Linked DNA regions of Homo sapiens: region 1 is linked to region 2. Evidence: chromatin loops called from intact Hi-C (ENCODE). Cell type or tissue: ascending aorta. All regions are shown on one strand. Links, peaks and the distances in the headings refer to the core of each region. The heading gives the core; the rest is flanking DNA.

The links. A loop is a pair of places that touch in the nucleus more often than their neighbours do. Peaks named below come from ENCODE experiments on the same cell type or tissue, not always from the same donor. Only the 100,000 strongest peaks of a DNase experiment are listed, where the experiment ranks them.
Region 1: it touches region 2 in a loop (3-fold over the local background); 66 of 110 quality-filtered maps call a loop at or near these places.

The regions. Positions count from the first base shown.
Region 1 is chr19:49,749,832-49,752,734 of GRCh38, reverse strand. All of the region lies in intron 2 of TSKS (testis specific serine kinase substrate), which reads left to right. It overlaps LOC105372434 (a long non-coding RNA gene), which reads right to left. Exons shown (of 3, transcript XR_936019.3): 2 at 2,568-2,673. Among named protein-coding and RNA genes, the nearest start is that of TSKS, 12 kb to the left of the region's middle. In ascending aorta, for the core only: a CTCF peak has its summit at 1,508; no DNase peak of the experiment used is centred there.
Region 2 is chr19:49,807,817-49,810,719 of GRCh38, reverse strand. FUZ (fuzzy planar cell polarity protein) reads left to right here. Exons shown (of 11, transcript NM_025129.5): 6 at 1,145-1,342; 7 at 1,462-1,557; 8 at 1,897-2,003; 9 at 2,082-2,146; 10 at 2,232-2,306. LOC105372435 (a long non-coding RNA gene) reads right to left here and starts at 1,800. Exons shown (of 2, transcript NR_187900.1): 1 at 1,694-1,800; 2 at 894-1,407. RefSeq lists a silencer at 1,224-1,393 and an enhancer at 1,574-1,673. In ascending aorta, for the core only: a CTCF peak has its summit at 1,235 (motif pointing right); DNase peaks (open chromatin) are centred at 1,259, 1,819 and 2,329; H3K4me3 peaks cover 1,860 bases; H3K27ac peaks cover 2,214 bases.

The DNA of each region.
Region 1 (2,903 bases), core at 276-2,775, 58 kb after region 2:
AGATTTTCCTTTTAAGATTTTTTGCTTTTTATTGTTTACCCCAACTGTTATCCATTGCCTTCGGCAGTAGCAACATTAAAACAAGCGTAAAATTTTTTTTTCTTTACAAATGTTCCCTCTCCCACTCCATGTTAGTCCATTCTTGCATTGCTATAAAGGAATACTCAAGGCTGGGTATAAATAAAAGAGGTTTAACTGGCTTATGGTTCACAGGCTATCTGATAAACATGGTGCCAACATCTGCTCAGCTTTTGGTGAGGGCCTCATAGCAAAAGGTGATGGAGCCAGCATATCACCTGGCAAGAGCAGGAGCAAGGAGATGCCACACAAGTTTTTTTTTTTTTTTTTTTTGAGATGGAGTTTTGCTCTGTTGCCCAGGCTGGAGAGCAGTGGCATGATCTCGGTTCACTGCGACCTCCACCTCCCGGGTTCAAGCGATTCTCCTGCCTCAGCCTCCCAAGTAGCTGGGACTACAGGCATGCATCACTATTCCTGGCGAATTTTTGTATTTTCAGTAGAGTCGGGCTTTCGCCATGTTGGCCAGGCTAGTCTTGAATTCCTGACCTCAGGTGATCTGCCCACCTTGGCCTCCCAGAGTGCTGGGATTACAGGTGTGAACCACCACGCTCAGCCTGGGAGTTACATTTTTTTGTTGTTGTTTTTGAGACAGGATCTCAGTGTCATCCAGACTGGAGTGCAGTGGCGCAATCTCGGCTCACTGCAACATCCACCTCCCAGGTTCAAGCGATTCTTCAACCTCAGCCTCCTGAGGAGCTGGGACTACAGGTGCACACCACCACACCTGGCTACTTTTTTTTTTTTTTTTTTTTTTTTTGTAGAGTTGGGGTCTCACCATGTTGTCCAGGCTGCTCTCAAACTCCTGAGCTCAAGTGAACCTCCTGCCTCAGCCTCCCAAAGTGCTGGGATTACAGGTGTGAGCCACTGTGCCTGGCAAGGGATGACATTTTAACATGAGATTTGGAGAGGACAAACATCCAAATCTTTCCTTCAACTATCAGAGATGCTTTCACGGCTTTGCCAGTTCTGAAAAGGAAAGACAAATATTCTGTGTGGGGTCTTCCCAGGCATCACTTAACAATCATAGAATGACTCTTCTTTGGGTTATGAGGCTTTGAATGAGTTCTAGCTTCATTCTGCTTCCTCCCTGTGGGAAATGTGGGCTGTTATTTTCCAGGGTTCCTGCTGAGCTAGGGAGTGGGAGATAGGACTAGGATAAGTTAAAATTCCTCAAGTCTTGCCGTTTTTTATCGAGAGTCACTTTTCTTGAATAAATGCTCTTTGAGTTGCTGCAAGCCTTTGGTTAATTTCCAGAATTGTGAACAAACTGCTTCTTATGGTTTTTGTTAGTTTTTTCATTGTTTTTATGGAGGGGTGGAATTTTTGAATTCCTTTTTTTTTTTTTTTTTTTTTTTGAGATGGAATCTCGTTGTCGCCCAGGCTGGAGTGCAATGGCGCCATCTAGGCTCTCTGCAACCTCCGCCTCCTGGATTCAAGCGATTCTCCTGTGTCAGCCTCCCAAGTAGCTGGGATTACAACTGCCTGCCACCACGCCTGGCTAATTTTTGTATTTTTAGTAGAGACGGGGCTCCACCACGTTGGTCAGGCTGGTCTCGAACTCCTGACCTCAAGTGATCCACCCACCTCGGCCTCCCAAAGTGCTGGGATTACAGGTGTGAGCCACTGTGCCCGGCCTGAATTATTTAATCCACCATTTTGCTGTTGTTAACTGGATACAATATTTCTTATTCCACTTCTTCCCCAGAGCAATCATGCAAGAAATGTGTTGCTGCCTCCATCTCACAAGGGAGGAAACTTATTCTGTCTATCTTTTGTGTATTAGTTCAGCAACCATGAGAGAAACCAAGAGAACTGCTTTTTTGCACATAAAATGCTTGATAAGCTTAGTAGCTCTGCTCTTCAAATGCAGCAGGTTACAGGTGTCTACGTTCTGGTTGCTCAGCCATTTCTAGACAGTTGCTCTCGCCACTGCCTTCCAGCCATTAAGCAGGGGGAACAGGGGAAGAGATCATGCCTGTCTTTTCCACACATCGACCAGTGCCCACTTCCCTTCCATCGGCTGGAACTGGTCATAAACAGCTGGCAGAGGGCTCTCTGGGTCTCTTTTCCTTCAGGTGTGAAATAAGAATGTCAATGATAGGCCGGGCACGGTGGCTTACGCCTGTAATCCCAGCACTTTGGGAGGCCGAGGTGGGTGAATCACGAGGTCAGGAGATCAAGACCATCCTGGCCAACATGGTGAAACCCTGTCTCTACTAAAATACAAAAAATTAGCCTGGTGTGGTGGTGCACGCCCGTAGTCCCAGCTATTCGGGAGGCTGAAGCAGGAGAATGGCTTGAACCTGGGAGTGAGAGGTTGCAGTGAGCCGAGATCATGCCACTGCACTCCAGCCTGACAAAAGAGCAAGACTCTGTCAAAAAAAAAAAAAAAAAGAATGTCAATGATATTGAAGTTATACATTTGACTACTGTAACAAAAAAACACAAAATAACACAGCTTGAATAACACAGAAGATGTAATGTCTCACCCTGAAAGTCTTCACAGGTGGTTGGAATGGAGTATGGTGGCTCCATGTCAAGGATTCAGGCTTCTTCTGTTTCATTGTGTCCTCTATCTGCTGGTCCAAGACAGCCCTCAATTGTGCATTCCAGTGAAATGAGAGAAAAAGGGAAAGTTCTCACTCTTTTCCTATAAGGGATGACTCAGAAATTGACTATAATTCTGCACAGTCTAAGTAATGATGTAGGCTAAAAAAAAAAATAAATAAAAGAGAGAGAAAAAAGGAGGCTGGGCACAGTGGCTCATGCTTGTAAGACCAACACTTACAGGCAGACACAAAAGGATCACTTGAGCCCAGGAGTTT
Region 2 (2,903 bases), core at 158-2,657:
GTGCCACCACATTCAGCTATTTTTTTTTTTTTTTTTTTTTTGAGACAGAGTCTTACACTGTCACAGGGGCTGGAGTGCAATGGCGCAATCTTGGCTCACTGCAACCTCTGCCTCCTGGGTTCAAACGATTCCCCTGCCTCAACCTCCCGAGTAGCTAGGATTATAAGCGCTGGTCACCACGCCTGGCCCAGCTAATTTTTTGTATTTTTAGTAGAGACAGGGTTTCACTATGTTGGCCAGGCTGGTCTTGAACGCCTGACCTCGTGATCCACCCGCCTCAGCCTCCCAAAGTGCTGGGATTACAGGCATGAGCCACCGCGCCCGGCTGACATTCAGCTATTTTTTTTTTTAAGAGATGGACTAGGGTTGGGGATGGGTTTCCATTAAGTTGCCCGGGCTGGTCTCGAACTCCTGGGCTCAAGCAGTCCTCCCGCCTCAGCCTCCCATAGTGCTGGGATGACAGGTGTGAGCCATCACACCCGGCCACCAGAAGAACCCTACTATATCCAGAGCTGGCTCTGCCCCTTTCCTGCTCACAGCCCTCCGGCAGCCTCCACCTCCCCCAGGACAAGGTCCCAGCTCCTCAGCCTGGTGTTTGAAGGCCTGTGGCACCTGGCACCCCCTAACCTGTTGCTAAATCCACAGTCTACTTCCACCCAGCTACCTCACAGTCCTGAGATCCCAACAAGTTTCCAACCTCAGTGCATGTTCTTCCTCCTGCCTCTCAGATCTCTAGCTACCTCTACTTAAATACTGCTCTTGTGGACTTGCCTGGTGTGGCGGCCTCCCAGGCATGTGACTCTCAGCAGGTGACTTGGCTTCTCTACGTTGCTAATGGTGCCTACTCGGCATGTAACAGGCCTGGATGAACGGTAGCTGCTGCGGTTACATTATTAGCTTCAGTTTGCCCGCCCAGGCTAGATGTTTAATCAGATTTCACAGACTTCACAGTGTGAGTTGGGGATGTGACTTCGTATGAAAGTGAAGGAACTCAGGCTCAGAGAGGGTGAGACGTAGGAGCATGGCCACTGCGCGAGCTCGGGGCTGGCTGTGGGTTTCTCCCCATTCCCTGCCCATCTGGGAAGTCGCTGCCACCCCCTACGCTTGTCTGCTGACTCCCAGTCCTCCTGCCTCCCGTACCCAGGAAGCCCTCTCCGGGTTCGCTGAGGCCGCGGGCACGACCTTCGTCAGTCTGGTGGTGTCCGGCCGGGTGGTGGCAGCAACAGAGGGTTGGTGGCGGCTGGGGACGCCCGAGGCCGTGCTGCTCCCCTGGCTGGTGGGGTCCCTGCCGCCGCAGACCGCTCGCGACTACCCGGTGTACCTGCCGCACGGGAGCCCCACGGTGAGTGGGTGGCGGGCACCGACGGAGGGATGTGACCTGGGGGCCGAGTCGCGAGGAGGCGGGATCTGCGATGGAAAGGGGCCGGGCCGCGATGAGCCCCAGCCTGTGCCCTGCTTCAGGTCCCACACCGGCTCCTGACCCTGACTCTGCTGCCGAGCCTGGAGCTGTGTCTACTCTGCGGGCCGAGCCCACCCCTCAGCCAGTTGTATCCACAGGTGAACCCGCGCCACGTCCCGCTTTCGCTCTTAGGACACCCGCTACCAGGAGGGCCCTTCCCCACCACCCTGCCCTGCCAGCGGCATCTTTCCCCAGCCCCGCCTCTTCTGGACTGCGCTCCAGTCATTCACCTACCCGCCAAGATCGGCCGCTCCCGCCTCTGCCTCTATTCTTCCAGGCCTCGCCCCTTCCCCAGTCCCTTCTGCCCTCCGCCCTCCACTCTTCTTGCAGGCCCCGCCCCTCCCGATTGACCACGCCCCTATCCTTGTACACCCCCCGACCTCCCCCGCCGGCCCCGCCTTCCCATGACGACCTCACAATGACCACGCCCCCTGCAGCTTCTGGAGCGCTGGTGGCAGCCACTGCTGGACCCGTTGCGGGCCTGTCTGCCGTTGGGACCCCGGGCGCTGCCCAGTGGCTTCCCCCTTCACACAGACATCCTCGGGTAGGGCTCGGATGGAGGGAGTGGGTCGGGGGTCATGTCCTCTTCCCCAGCCATGACATTCCCTTCCCTTTCCCACAGGCTGCTGCTCCTCCACCTGGAACTGAAGCGCTGCCTCTTCACCGTGGAGCCCTTGGGGGATAAAGGTGACTGAGGACAGGGGCAGGGGCAGGGGTAGGAGGGGCGTGGGCCGGGGAGGCGCTCTGCATCACCGCCTTTTCCTCCCAGCAGAGCCTTCACCAGAACAGCGCCGGCGCCTCCTCCGAAACTTCTATACCCTGGTCACCTCCACGCACTTCCCACCAGGTCAGCGGAAGGCACAGTGCTCCCACTGCGCAGGCGGGGACACTGAGTCCCAGGTCGCACAAAATGGGAGTAGGAGGTGGGGTTGGAGGATCCGGAGGAACCCAGTATGCACTGGGCCATAGGGCAGTGGTTTTCCTTGAGATCTGAGCATTGATGCAGATGGGAAGGGAGGGGAAGGGAGGTCCCCGCCTGGCTTCAGAATCTCCTGGATCATAGTCAACAATAGTTAACACTGAGACCTCACCTCTTCCCAGTGCCTTTACACGTAATGAAAGAATGAAATCACTTCATCCTCACAGGTGAGGACTATCCCATTACCTCATCATTCCCATATTACAGATGAGGAAACTGAGGCTCAGCTCATGAGTGGCAGAGCCATATTTGAACACAGGGGATCTTGCTCCCATATCCACACAGTCCAGCGCTCTGCACAACTGCCAAAAGCACAGGCTTTGCTGATAGGCTGAGGGTATGGAGGAGGATTTCACAAGATTCTGGGTTAGAACGGAAAAATTGTCGTAGAACCCTTAAGGGCCCAGAAAGACAAAGAAAGGGACCTGGGATGGCGCTGTGACCCCAGTGAAGCCCGGATGAATG